Regions from separate parts of the Homo sapiens genome. Here region 1 is linked to region 2. The links are chromatin contacts, found by Hi-C or POLR2A ChIA-PET in ENCODE. All regions are on one chromosome and are shown on one strand. The core of a region is the stretch at or near the end of the contact, and the rest is flanking DNA. Distances in the headings are between cores, read along the strand shown.

Region 1 (7,359 bases), core at 362-2,861, 120 kb before region 2:
CTCCTTAGACACTCCAAGCGAGTTCAGGTGCCAAGGTACCAAGGAAAAAGGAGACAGCAGGCCGAGAGACCAGAATCTGGGGGGCCTGAAGGCTACCAGGGAGAGGGGAGGCTTCAGGGCAGGAGGACGCCCACTGTCTGACAGGTTTTATCCACACCATGTCCCAGCTGCAGCGGACAAGGTCCTGTCTCCTGGCAAGAGAAAGCAGGCTCAGAGTGGCAGGCTTTACCTCAGGACACCGCAGGGAGGGCACTACACCTGGGGCCGGTCCTAGCACTCTCAGTGAACCCGTCAAGTCAACCAGTCTGTCCCCTGAGGGGTGGGCTGGACCAGCGGAGCCATCCAGACTCCCCACTCCTCTGCCTTTTTTGTTGTTGTTTTGGAGACAGTCTCGCTCTGTCACCCAGGCTAGAGTGCAATGGCATAATCTTGGCTCATTGCAACCTCCGCCTCCTGGGTTTGAGCAATTCTCCTGCCTCAGCCTCCCGAGTAGCTGGGATTACAGGTGCAAACCACCATGCCTGGCTAATTTTTGCATTTTTAGTAGAGATGGGGTTTTACCATGTTGGCCAGGCTGATCTTGAGCCCCTGACCTCAAGTGATCCACCTGCCTTGGCCTCCCAAAGTGCTGGGATTACAGGTGTGAGCCACCGTGCCCGGCCAAGCAATGTCCCTTCCACCTCACCCCATCCCCACTGGTCAGAACTGCAGGGAAACCCAGTCTCTGGCAGTGTGGTGGTTCTGACCAGTGGAGGTGGGGTGGTGAGGGGCGCCGGGGCCAGCAGCTGTTGAGAAGCCACTGACCCTATGCCTGCGACACGCCTGGTGGGCCCAGTCCTGGGTCCATGGGCTCTGGGGGGCAGAGATCAGGCCCAATCCTCCTTGGGCCCCACTGCACCCTAGAGCAGCTGATGGTGACTGAGACGAGGCCTTGGAGATCCTAGGCTGGGAGGGCCCAGGTTGGACCTGCCAGGTTCGCTGTCCTCAGCCAGGCCAGGTGTAGGGCTAACCACAGCACTGGCGGGATCATGGCCCTGCCCCACTGCCCAGCCCAAGCTGGGAGCAGGCAACCTGGGCCTGGACAGGTGCGGGTCACCCACCCTCACCCTCACCTCAGCCTCAGCCTCCTCCTCCAGATGCCAGATGCTGGAGGCGGAGGCGGCCCCTCACAACTCCTCAGGCCCCTCCGGGACGCTGTGGGTTTTTTTTTTTTTTTCTTTTTTTTGAGACGGAGTCTCCCTCTGTCGCCCAGGCTGGAGTGCAGTGGCACGATCTCGGCTCACTGACCTTAGCCTCCCGGGTCCAAGCAATTCTCCTATCTCAGCCTACCGAGTAGCTGGGATTACAGGCGCCGGCCACCACGTCCAGCTAATTTTTGTATTTTTAGTAGAGACGGGGTTTCACCAAATTGGTAAGGCTGGTCTCGAACTCCTGACCTCAGGTGATCCACCTGCCTCGGCCTCCCAAAGTGCTGGGATTACAGGCGTGAGCCACCGCGCCTTGCCCTGTGGGGTTTTTTATTTTGGCAGAGGGAGGAGATTTAAGGAAAGAACAACCCGGCTATAAGCCCGAGGGGCTGCTGTGACCCCGCCCCCGTTGTCCACATAAGGAAAATGAGGTCCCGGGAGAGCGGACCAGCACCAGGTCTTCCAGAGAAGCTTCCCTGGGGTCTCCGCGCTGGCGGGGTCTCTCCGCCGCCTCCCCCGCCGCCGGGTCTTTGTCTCGCGGTCACTACGGCTGCGCTTCCGCGCTCTCGCGGCCGCCGGCGGGGCTTTTCCCGGGGGAGCGAGGGCCAGGCCCGGCGTGGGTGGGCGCGGAGGCAGGGGCCGCGGCCTGGACGCCAATGTCAGCGCGAGGGTCGCCCCCGGGACCCGTAGGGCGGGACCGGCCTAGGCCTCCCGCAGGCTCTGCCGTCACCTTCAGGTCGGAGCACGGGGTCCCCTCCCGGCAAATGGGCGCGGAGGAAAGCGAAACGGCCTCGGCGCCGTCCTGCTGTTCCCCACGGGGCGGGGGCAGGACCCGGAAGCCTGGCGCCCCCCGCCCCCCGAGTCTGCGGCCCCACCGGCCCCCACCGGCCGATCGTCCTGGGGGGTCCGAGCCTTTCTGCTGCGGCCCCGCCGGGCACGTGGATGCGAGTCCACGCGGTTGGGGAGGTCGCTGGAAACGGGGCGCAGCAGGTGCTGGTTGCCTGGGAGCGACTGTCGGTGTTCTGAACACAACGTGGCGGCCCGGGTTGAGTCGATTCATTCATCTAACGCCCAGGAGCCAGTCCATGGCAAGCCTGGGCTGGCGCTGGCCTGGGCGCGACAAGACCCAAAGCGAGGTGGCCTCGCCCCAGCCAAGTGGCTGCCCCAGTGACTACCCGGTCCCGGATTTAAGCAGAGCTCAGCCGGGATCTGAAGATGTAGGAGGCCACCAGGAAGGGCACTGAGCGCTGAGGGAACGTCCTGGACAAAGGCCCAGAGGTTCGAAGTCTGCGGCCTTTCACCAGCTGAAAGAAAAGCTCATCGCAGGAGTGAGGGGCCAGAAGACAAGTCCCAGAGAGGGAAGGGGCTGGGACCTGTGCGCAAGTACTGCGCTTGGGCTGCGACCTGTGCAATCCCATAGGGTCCTGAGCCTAGAAGAGACCACACTTGGTTTTAATATGCTGCTGTTGCCATCTTGAAATTCTTAATAATTTTTTAACAAGAGTCCCTGTAGTTTCTTTCTCTCTCTTTCCTTCCTTCCTTTCTTCCTTTTTTTTTTTTTTTTTTTTTTTTTGTGAGACAGAGTTTCGCTCTTGTCCCCCAGGCTGGAGTGCAATGGCATGCTATGATCTCGGCTCAACTGCAACCTCCGACTCCTGGGTTCAAGTGATTCTCCTGCCTCAGCCTCCCAAGTAGCTGGGATTACAGGCATGTGCCACCACACCCGACTAAATTTGTATTTTTAGTAGAGACGGGGGTTTCTCCATATTGGTCAGGCTGGTCTCGAACTCCCGACCTCAGGTGATCCACCCATCTTGGCCTCCCAAAGTGCTGGGATTACAGGCATGAGCCACCGTGCCTGGCCCGTAGTTTCATTTTACAGTAGCCTGCCCTATAAGGAGCATGGCAGAGCCAAGGGAGAGTTTGTTATGTTTTTTTTTAAACACTGATAAAAATATACATAGCAAAATTTACCATTATAGTTTTTTTTTTCTTTTTTTTTTTGAGACAGTCTCGCTCTGTCGCCCAGGCTGGAACACAGTGGCATAAACTTGGTTTACTTTGCAACCTCTGCCTCCCAGTTTCAAGCAATTCTCGTGTTTCAGCCTCCCAAGTAGCTGAGATTACAGGCGTGCGCCACCACGCATGGCTAACTTTTGTATTTTTAGTAGAGACAGGGTTTCACCATGTTGGCCAGGCTGATATTGAACTCCTGACCTCAGGTGATCCACCCACCTTGGCCTCCCAAAGTGTTGGGATTACAGACAGGCATGAGCCACCACACCTGGCCAGCATTCCTTTTAAATAATATACCACATTCAATTAAAAAAAAAAATTAGCCAGGTGTGCCCGAGGTGGGAAGATCACTTGAGCCCAAGAGGTTTAGGCTGTAGTTACCTGTGATCTCTCCACTGTACTCCAGCCTGGGCGACAGAGTGGGACCCTGTATCAAAATTAAATAAACAAACAAAGATAACACATTAGTTTATTCCTTTACCAGTTGATGGATAATTGGGTTGTTTCTAGTTTGGGACAATTGTGCATAAAACAGCTGGCATTTAAAAAAATAAGGAAGACAGCCGGGTGTGGTGGCTCATGCCTGTAATCCCAACACTTTGGGAGGCCGAAGCGGGCAGATCACGAGGTCAGGAGTTCGAGACTAGCCTGACCAACATGGTGAAACCCTTTCTCTACTAAAAATAGAAAAACTAGCCGGGCATGGTGCTGTGTGCCTGTAATCCCAGCTACTCAGGAGGCTGAGGCAGGAGAATCGCTTGAACCTGGAAGGCAGAGGTTGCAGTGAGCCAAGATTGCACCACTGCACTCCAGCCTGGGCAATAGGGCAAGACTCCGTCTCAAAACGAAAACAAAAAACATAAGGAAGACTAAACAAGAGCATGGTGTGCTGTAAGGGCAGGCCTGTTCGTGGAGCCTTTGTTTCAGGTGTGTGTGTTTGAGCGTACAGTGCTGGATGAAGCACAGTCTGTCCTGTGGCCACGTGGAGAAGCCCTCTCAAGAGTGCTTGCTCCGGGAGGCCTGCAGGACCCTGTGTCCCTGGTCTGGAACAAGTGGGAGTTCACCTTAGAACTCAGCAAGACTTGCTCTGGGCAAGGCTGGGAGTGGGGAGGTCACTCTGGGCTTGGAGAGAAAACCCCACCTGGCCCCAGACACCTGGAACCCGGTGGCTGGGACAACCAAGTGGTCTCAGAGTGGGTGTCTGTGCTGCCCCTGCTCTCAGGCCTCCACACTCTCAGACCCCACCCTTCCTTTAGGGCCAGGGAAAGCCAGAGTGGGGCCCCAGCCTCTGCTCCAGAGTCCTCAGCTGCCCTCCCCACCCCTGCCATCCATGTCAGAACTTCCTCCCATAGGCCGGGCGCGGTGGCTCATGCCGGTAATCCCAGCACTTTGGGAGGCCGAGGCGGGCGGATCATGAGGTCAGGAGTTCAGCCTGGCTAACACAGTGAAACCTCATCTCTACTAAAAAATACAAAAATTAGCCTGTGTAGTGACACGTACCTGTAGTCCCAGCAACTCGCAACGCTGAGGCGGGAGAATCGCTTGAACCCAGGAGAGGGAGGTTGCAGTGAGCCGAGATTGTGCCACTGCACTCCAGCCTTGGTGACAGTGAGACTTCGTCTCAAAACAAAACAAAACAAAAAACTTCCTCCCCTGCTAAGTCCCAAAAGCCAGGGCTGAGGGAGGCAAGGGGCCTCCAGGAAGGGACCCAGACACCCGCTAGGGCCTCAGACCGGGCACCCACCTTGGTTCTGGAAATACACCAGTGCCAAAATCAGGCTCCCTGGCAGAACAGCAAGTGGGACTTGGTCAGGCTGCTCCAGCCGGAAGAGAGGTGTGGCTTGACTTGGCCCATCTCAGGACTGCAGGGGCCCCTGGGCGTGGGAGGTGGGGAGTGAGTCAGGGTTATTAGACAATATGTCACTCCAAGGTTGGGGCTGCCATGCCCATTGCTGAGTCGAGGAAACTGAGGCTTGGAGGCCAGGTGCCTGGGCCCTGCCACGGGAGGGCCTGGAGTCATGGGGCAGGCAGCTCAGACCAGAATTCTGACCCATACCCTGTCCCACTCAATTCCTGAAGCCTTTCCTTCATAGCCCCTCCCCGGGATCCCAAGATAGGCTCTCTGCCCTGTCCAGCTGTTCCCTGCCTCTTCTCCTAGGAGAGGGGCTTTTGTTATCCCCATTTTTTAGAGGAGGAAACTGAGGCCCAGAGATGTAATGTAAGTTGCCCAAGGCCACCTTAAGGTATACCAAGGGGGTAAGAGGCCATATTACCAGAAAGGGGTCCTCATCCAGACCCCAAGAGAGGGAGGATTCTTGGATCTCACACAAGAAAGAATTCCAGGCGAGTCCATAGAGTAAACTGAAAGCAAGTTGATTAGGAAAAAAGAATTGCTAGTTCACATACAGAGCAGCCCTGAGGGCTGCTGGTTGCCCTTTTTTTTTTTCTTTGAGACAGAGTTTCACTCTTGTTGCCCAGGCTGGAGTGCAATGGCACGGTCTCGGCTCACCACAACCTCCACCTCCTGGGTTCAAGCGATTCTCCTGACTCAGCCTCCCAAGTAGCTGGGATCAAACCCGGCTAATTTTTATATTTTTAGTAGAGACGGGGTTTCACCATGTTGGCCAGGCTGGTCTCTAACTCCTGGCCTCAAGTGATCCACCCACCTCAGCCTCCCAAAATGCTGGGATTATAGGCATGAGCCACCACACCCAAAGGTTATTTCTTGATTATATGCAAAACAAGGGGTGGATTATTCATGCCTCCCCTTTTCAGACCATATAGGGTAACTTCCTAACGTTGCCATGGCATTTGTAAATTGTTATGGTGCTGGTGGGAGTGTAGCAGTGAGGATGACCAGAGGTCACTCTTGTCACCATCTTGGTTTTGGTGGGTGTTGGCCGGCTTGTTTACTCCAAGTTGTTTTATCAGCAAGGTCTTTATGACCTGTATCTTGTGCCGACCTCCTATCTCATCCTGTCTTAGAATGCCTTAACCCTCTGGGAGTGCAGCCCATCTAGGTCTCAGCCTCACTTTACACAGCCCCTATTCAAAATGGAGTTGCTCTGGTTCAAATGCCTCTGACAGCCAGAATCACCTTCCAGCCAGGGACTGTGCTCCAGACAGGGACTCTCAGCCATCTCCCCACCCCCCATCACCAGTGCCCAGGCCCACAGTGGCAGCCCCAGAGATAGCCCTGTGCCCTTGGGGAGTGCCAGCAACCAAGGAACCCCCAGAAGTCCCTTTCTTCTTCTTCTTTTTTTGAGACAGGGTCTCGCTATGTTCCCCAGGCTGGTCTTGAACTCCTAGGCTCAAGTGATTCCCCGCCTCAGCCTTCCAAAGTGCTGGGATTACAGGTGTGGGTCACTGCACCCAGCCCAGAAATCCCTTCCTGACCCAAAGTCACCAGCATTCTTCCTCCTTACTCTCCTTTCCTCACAGCTGTCCACACAGCTGCTGGGGCCTGGGACACCTGGCCTATGACGAGTGTACCTAGATGGACCTGGCATCCCAGGGCAGGTTCGTAGGGCATCCCAGGGCAAAAGAAAGCCTCGTAGGATGTGCTGAGGGGTTCCATCTGTCGCATAATTAATAAAAGCAAAGTTCTGCACCAACCTGAGCACCCATCACGGGGGACCAGGTGCAGGGGGTTCCTGCACAGGGGCCTGGAAAAGGAGGAAGACAGATCTTTCTGGATGTCTTGACATTGAAGGAGCTCCTGGACAGATTGCTGAGTGAGTGAAGCAGGGTGCAGACTTGGGTGCTGCGAGAGATCATTCTGTGGAGGAGAGAGGAAGGCAGGGAGAAAGTGACAGAGATAGGCTGGGGCGCAGTGGCTGATGCCTGTAATACCAGCCCTTTGGGAAGCCAAAGAGGGTGGATTGTCTGAGCTCAAGAGTTTGAAACCAGCCTGGCCAACAGGGCAAAACGCCATCTCTGCTAAGAATACAAAAAGTTAGCCAGGCATGGTGGTGCATGCCTGTGGTCCCAGCTACTTGGGAGGCTGAGGCGGGAGAATCACCTGAGCCTGGGAGGCAGAGGTTGCAGTGAGCTGAGATCACACCACTGCACTCCAATCTGAGTGAACGAGTGAGATCCTGTCTCAAAAAAAAAAAAAAAAAAAGGCCAGGCACGGTGGCTCACACCTGTAATCCCA
Region 2 (7,212 bases), core at 829-3,328:
GCAGCTTCAGGCTCCATGTCACCGCCCGTCTCCAAGCTTCACTTTCCTCCTGGGCCGTGGGGATCATCTCCACCTTACAGGGCTGCTCTAAAGACTGCAGACGGAAGCAGATCAACCACATGGCCACAGAGCTGGGCACATGACAGGCGCTCCTCACACGGGAGGAGAAACACTGATGACATTATTAGGTTTGATAAGTCTCCAAATAAACATCCTAAGCACAACTAGTGCCCTAGGAGAGGCTGAAAAAGTCCTTTAGGGATTCAAAGAGAAGGATCAGTTCTGGATGAGCTGAATGGAAAAGGTGCACAGAAGGAACACACTTGCACTGAGTTGGCCTGTTTTCACTGTGAAGAGGACTTTGATGAAGAGATGGAGGAGGAGAGAGGAAAGGGAAGGCAGGATAGCGCTGCAGCTGGAGGCCTGGAGCAGGCCGACGCAGGCAAGGCAAGGGGCCACCAGTGATCACCGAGTGTCAGCTGGGCTGGACTAGAGGGCCTGTCGAGCATCTCTGCCTGTGGTGCCCCCGGCACAAGGGCTCTGCTGCCCACCAAGGACATGGGACTGGGCCCTGAAGGACGCCTCAACTGAGCAGGTGAATCTCATGGAGATACAGAGTTCCCGCTAGCACAGTGAGGGACCAAGGGGCCTGGGAATACAAGTAACTAATATAGTCAGGAATAGAACCAAAGTTCTAAAAGGCTAAGGAGACAAACCTGAAGGTAAATGATACCAACGAGAAATGAATTAAAACACACAACTGTGTAATGACAGCTTGTGGAGTGGGTTGTTAGCCAGTCTCTAAAGAAAAATATTTTTCAAACAAACAGTGAAAGCAAGCAAGAAAAACAACGCTGAACAAACTAATATTTTAAACAGTGACAGAGACCAGGGAGAATTAAGGGAAATTCATCCCGAAACACAGTGAAGTTACAGAGAACAGACAGGTCCCAAGCCACAGACTCAGCTTCGGCTTCGTCTGACTTCTATTCCAATGTCCTGACAGTAAACCAGGCTGCTTCAAGGCAAAAGTGTCCCCACTGGCGTAGGTGCCGACGTGGCCAACACAACCTTAAGAAAAAACAAGCAAAGCCGGGCGTAGTGGCTCTCACCTGTAATCCCAGCATTTTGGGAGGCTGAGGCGGGCGGATCATGAGGTCAGGAGATCAAGACCATCCTGGCTACCACAGTGAAACCCCGTGTCCACTAAAAAAATACAAAAAAATTAGCTGGGCGTGGTGGCGGGTGCCTGTAGTCCCAGCTACTGGGGAGGCTGAGGCAGGAGAATAGTGCGAACCTGGGAGGTGGAGCTCGCAGTGAGCTGAGATTGTACCACTGCACTCCAGCCTGGGCAACACAGCAAGACTCTGTCTCAAAAAAAAAAAAAAAAGAAAGAAAGAAAGAAAAAGCAAGCAAATGATTCCATGCAGATATGGGAGGTCTTCCAGCTCAGGAGAACATCGTTCAGGAAACACCAGCTCCAGTTCACTAACAATGGCCTAACAGCAGCATGAAAGAATGAATGGACTTTCCTTTTAGAGTCAGGGAGTAGACTGTTCACCCACAGCAGAGAGCTCATTAAAACAGAATTCCTAAAGAGGAAGCCAAATAATTGGAATATATCTAACATATCCATAGGCCCGTCTTCGTTAGTTCGGTTGCTTTAAAGCAACAATGAGAAAGAGAAACACGTATTATTTTTATGAAGAGTTAGTATATTAATATCCCTAAAAAAGTCCCTCAATTTTCAAACTTTTTGTCTAGCTTACAAAAATACGATCAGAGCTTACCATTGCAATTAATAAAGAAAACAAAAACTCAAACTGAACACCCATTTACACTACGAATTGACATCCAATGAAGCAATTCACGTTCTTTGGAGACAACCCCTCAAACGTTCCTGAAGAGGCAAACCTGGTGAACGCACGGCAGCGTGAGCCCAGAGCTGCTGCAGGGGAGCCCTGTACTAAGATGTCTGCACCCCGGGGGCGGGGAGCAGGAGCGGCGAGCGGGAGCAGGGAGCGGGAGCAGGGAGCGGGGAGGCGAACCTGAGGGCGAGACTGCCACCTGCTGGACAGCATCTTCAAACTTCTGCCAGCGCAGCCCGGCGCCCGGCAACGCGCTGCAGAACAGGCCGCCTTTGTAGTCCAGGCACCAGATATACTTCTCGGAGACCACCAAGCTGAGGATGCCATAGCCGGGACCCGAGTAGCCCATCCAGCTTTCTGCAAACTAACAAGGGAAGAGCCAGTGAGTTCTGTGGCAGAGGACACAGCCACATTTGGCTTACTGTTCTCAGTAAGAAAGGTGAGAGGATATCATTAACACGAGACGGTAAAACGGGTCAGCAAGACGCCAAGTCAACCCTTCTCCCAACCCCTGCTATCTGTGGACACCCCTCTACTACAAACCTTCTGAGACGCGTGCTGCTGTCTCCCTACAAAGACTCCCTGGAGTCCCTGGATGACATTTTCTCCTGTTCTAACACCTTTGCAAATGTAACGCTTAGAGCATCACATCACGTTACGAAGGAGCTGCTATTATTCTGCAGGCATACCTCACCTTACACAAAGAGCCAGGTTCTTCAACATTTGGATGCAAGTCAATTTTTTGTAGTCTAATCATTACAGAGGCACTGGATATATGGCACTACCACTGTCTTTCTTTTTTCCACCATATTTTCTTTTTTTTTTCCTTTTTGAGACAGAGACTCGCTCTGTCGCCCAGGCTGGAGTACAGGGGCACAATCTCGGCTCACTGCAACCTCCGCCTCCTGGGTTCAAGCAAGTCGCAATTCTCCTGCCTCAGGCTCCTGAGTACTTGGGATTACAGGCATCTGCCACCACACCCGGCTATTTTTTGTATTTTTAGTAGAGACGGGGTTTCGCCATGTTGGCCAGGCTGGTCTCGAACTCCTGACCTCAGGTGATTCGCCCACCTTGGCCTCCCAAAGTGCTGGGATTACAGGCGTGAGCCACTGTGCCCGACCTTGCTAGAATTCTTTTAAAAATCAAAGCTAAATAAAGTCTTTGTACTTTAATACTTTTCAATAAATGCAAAGAAGATAAATGTATTTGTACAGATACCCACATAGAAGTTAACTACTTCAAAGAAAATGGTGCCCAACTCTTCTCAATCCAGCCCTGCTCACCATGGCAAGTCTTACTTCCACACCGAACCTCCAAATAAAAACACACCATAAAATTTCTTGGCTTCCCAGCTACCTGGAGTGGGATGAGGAAGGGAGGAAGTTAGAGAGTCAGGGGCTCAAAGGGCCAGGATCCCTGTCACCTAAGTGAGGGCTTTCCTAAATTTCTGGCCTAGAATTCCAATACCCCACCCCACCGACAGTCTGCCTGGCTAACGCCCAGACATTAGGGGGCCATGCTGCTTGCGCTTCCTGCAGCCCTGTACTTTGCTCAGTACCCTCACCTGAGTCCCACTCAACTGCGAGGATGTGAACATGTACCTGGCTCCCCCTCAAGACTCTGAGGCTCAGGAAGATGGAATCCACAACTAGCTGCCATCTGCACTGTGGTCCCCAGCATAATCACAGAGGCTGACAGTCAAGGCCACTCAAGAACCACTGGGTTGAAAAGATAAATGCCGGATGACTGAATAAAAGGCCACCCTTGGCCAGGCACAGCAGCTCACACCTGTAATCCCAGCACTTTGGGAAGCCGAGGCAGGCAGATTGCTTGAGCTCAGGAGTTCGAGACCAGCTTGGGCAATATGGCAAAACCCCTTCTCTACAAAAAATACAAAAATTAGCTGGGCATGGTGGCACATGCCTGTAGTCCCAGTGACTCAGGAAGCTGAGGCAGGTGGATCACTTGAGCTTGGGGAGGTCGAGGCAGCAATGAGCCATGATTGCGCCACTGCGCTCCATCCTGGGTGACAGAGTGAGACCCTGTCTCAGAAAAAAAAAAAAAAAAGAAAGAAAGAAGAAAAAAAAGCCAGACTTATGGCGTTTTGTCTCAAAACAAGTAAGCAGCATGTTTCACTTCTGAGGCATGACAGCACAGAGGGTGAGTGAGGGGGTCCTGGGGCCCGCCCTTCATTTGCTATGTGACCTTGTGCAAGCTGTCTAGCTGTTCTGTGCTTCCATTTTCTCCTCTGTAAAATGGGGACAAGAAGAGTGCCTATTTTATAGTTCGTGTTTAGAGAAGTAAAAGAGTTAAACCTCTAAAGTGCTTTGTGGGATACCTGCACATGGTGAGCACTGACAAAGCGTCACACTGCTAGCACTGACAGAAGCCAGCGTAGACTGTGGAAAGCACACGTGGCTGTAAGTGCGCAGCCATAATTCATACCTCACATCGACAGTTAGTAGGAGACAGGGCAAGACACAGTTTTGAAACAAATATATCTAGTAATAATTACTTGCTAAGGGAAGTAGGCACTTTTAAAAAAATCACTTTTAATATAAAATGCTCAAGGACAGTTAAAAGTCATCTCCTAGTTACATGTGCTGGGTGGACCTACAAAGACTGGTTACTCCAAACTGGTTCCTGTACAGCTCGCAGGGGAGCCTTGGAGCCACTGTTCGGAGGTTGAGGAGACAGCAGTTCTGGAAATGGCCTCGTGCTCTTGCAGATGGTTCCTTGGAGGGGTGTGAGGAGAAGGACAGGAGACTCCCTGCCTCCAAACTGCTCAGAGCTTTCTCTACTCCACAGGTGGACAGTCCTCTGCCCACTGGTTTTCTGAGATGGCCCCAGGCCAATTCAGCCCTGCCCTACGATGGCTAACAGTAAGTGCCTACACCAGCCTGCACTTGTGGGGTCAGAGGAAACAGCAAGACGCTACCTTGGTTGGGGAGGCAGGTTACTGAGCAGGGTAGAACAGGTCAGAAGTAGTTCAAGCCATTCATAGTCCCTGTGCTGGAAATCCCCTGAAACCCAGACTTGAAAACAGAGTTGGCCTACGGATTTTGCAGTAGGAATAGAATTTCTTTCCATGAGAAGGAAAATAATCAGTCTTGACAATTATTACCCTTAAGAAAGAAGCCTCAGCTACTTTTCCCACCACCCGAACCCACATACCTGATCTGGCTTGAGCAGCCCGGCGTCCTCTGCACCCAGCCGGCTCAGGTCCTGCTGGGAGCAACTAGGTCCGAGCTCTGTCACACTCGTCTCTGAGGATGAAGAAGGAAGCCCGTGGGCATAGATGTCCTCCTCATCGCTGGACGTCAATGTCTGATCCCGTGGAGGCTGCTCAAGCCAGGGCTTGTGAGTGCTGGCTGCCAAGGCAGAGACCGGAGTCAGCTGTCCTCCCACACTCCCCAAGACACGTTCAGAAATGGGTATTTCTTTCTGACCTGTGTCATCATCAGTGACAGCATGCCAGAGATTTGTGCTGAGGTGGCCAGAGGCCTCCATGCTGGTTAGGATGTCCTGCTCTTGGCTGGGCTCCACGGGGCTGCCTTCATCAGCTCTGGTCCCAGGCAGCCACTGTTCAGCACTTGGGGCCCAGCTGAGGCTGGAAGGCACAGTGAGTGAGTTCAGGAGGGGGACTTCACAAAAAGTGCTTTGGGGGCCAATGGGTTGGATGTCTTCCCCATCATGCGCCCCAGGAGAGCTGTCCTGTTCTTGGAAGGGTAACTGTGTGCTATTTGGTCCATCATCTGCAGGACACGGCTCATCTCCGAGTCCCGTGACATCACTGCCTCCCACATCTTCCCTCGCTCCATTGAGCAGCTCCCGCCCATGTGCATGGTGACAGTGTGGCATTTCAGTTCTAATGTCATCTTCCTCAGCCAGAGAATCAGGCATTGATCCTGACACCTCCAGGACATTAAACGTTTCGGGGTCAGTATTTTCCTGTGGGACACCGTTCACTTCACCATTGAAGCTGCTTTCCTGGTCTGGAGACTCTGCACTTAACTGATCCACGCTACTGCCCAGGACACTTGAGGTCATCGACAGCAAGTCTGTGTTCAAGGACTGGGGACTGTCCCCAGGAAATTCGGAGCAGGGTGTCGATTCCAGGGAGCTGTGACAGGTGCTCCTGCTTCCACCTTCTAATTCAGAATAAGAACATTCAAAATAAGGCACGGTTCTATATGATTAGTAAGAGACTAACTTGCACACATATTTTTGGCTCAAGAAAAAAAATTTTAAATAAAGGATATTTGGTGAATGAAGAATAAACCTCTTAAGTACAAATAATCCCAACAAAGAGATGCTTTCTATGCATGCAAGTACTGAACAAATCCATGGGTTTGAGGGCAGCTAAGAAAAACCAGGGGACAAACTGAGATGTTCACCTGGGTCACAAACCAATTCCTTATAATTATTAAAATGCTTAGAAATCTAATAACATTTCCTTCAGTGTTGCAGTCATCTTAGCTAGAGAGGATTAACAGGAACCAAGGAGTAAAAGGTTTGAAAAATTCAGTGTTACACAGCCATAACAAAGAATGAAATCTGGGCTGTGCACGGTGGTTCACGCTCATAAGCCATCCTAGCACTTTGGGAGGCCGAGGCGGGTGGGCCACCTTAGGTCAGGAGTTCAAGACCAGCCTGTCCAACATGGTAAACCCCTGCCTCTACTAAAAATACAAAAACTTAGCTGGGCGTGGTAGTGGGCACCTGTAATCCCAGCTACTCGGGAGGCTGAGGCAGGAGAATTGCTTGAACTTGGGAGGCGGAAGTTGCAGTGAGCCGAGATCGCACCATTGCACTCTAGCCTGGGTGACAACAGTGAAACTCTGTCTCCAATAAATTAAAAAATAAATAAATAAATAAATAAATAAATAAAAATAAAGAATGAAATCTTGTCCTTTACAGCAACATGGATGGAACCGCTGGCCGTAATCCTAAGCAAATTAATGCAACAGGAACAGAAAACCAACAGCATGTTCTGACTTGTAAGTGGGAGCCAAACACTGAGCACGCATGGACATAAACATGGGAAGGACAGACACTGTGGACCTCCAGAGCGGGAGAGGAGGCGGCATGGGTCAAAAGCCACCTACTGCATACTGTGCTCACTACCTGGGTGCTGTATACCCATGTAACAAACCTGCGCATGGACCCCCTGTATTTAAAATAAAAGTTGAAAAAAAAAAAGAAAAAAATTCAATGTTAAATCCCATATTTGGTAGCATATTCAACACTAAACATAAAATGTCCCAAGTATTTACCAGCATAGATCTTCTGGTTTCCACAACTTTCCACCCAGGCTCACAGAATCTCTGATTTAATCAATGGT

The links. Hi-C counts contacts between places; a loop is a spot of excess contacts on that map. ChIA-PET counts read pairs that join two places held with the same protein, here RNA polymerase II (POLR2A). Pooled maps may share reads with other maps.
Region 1: a loop to region 2 is called in a pooled map, with 2.7 times the contacts of the local background. The contact joins two enhancer-like sites. A Hi-C loop is called at or near these places in 1 of 37 single-sample maps with no recorded cell type and 2 of 50 pooled maps. POLR2A ChIA-PET finds 5 or more read pairs at or near these places in 4 of 52 experiments (CD4-positive, alpha-beta memory T cell, GM10248, Panc1 and 1 more).

Annotation. Positions count from the first base shown.
Region 1 is chr14:102,549,968-102,557,326 of GRCh38, reverse strand. LINC02323 (long intergenic non-protein coding RNA 2323) reads right to left here. Exons shown (of 3, transcript NR_146561.1): 2 at 6,819-6,981; 3 at 1,501-2,617. Among named protein-coding and RNA genes, the nearest start is that of LINC02323, 8.4 kb to the right of the region's middle. RefSeq lists an enhancer at 481-981 and silencers at 1,663-2,082, 2,123-2,192. Within about 2 kb of position 1,611, at least 23 of the 41 ENCODE cell types and tissues checked have a DNase peak (open chromatin) inside an H3K27ac peak, as active enhancers do.
Region 2 is chr14:102,433,042-102,440,253 of GRCh38, reverse strand. TECPR2 (tectonin beta-propeller repeat containing 2) reads right to left here. Exons shown (of 20, transcript NM_014844.5): 9 at 5,043-6,019; 10 at 2,049-2,232. Among named protein-coding and RNA genes, the nearest start is that of ANKRD9, 73 kb to the left of the region's middle. RefSeq lists an enhancer at 1-426 and a silencer at 2,096-2,145. Within about 2 kb of position 2,078, at least 3 of the 41 ENCODE cell types and tissues checked have a DNase peak (open chromatin) inside an H3K27ac peak, as active enhancers do.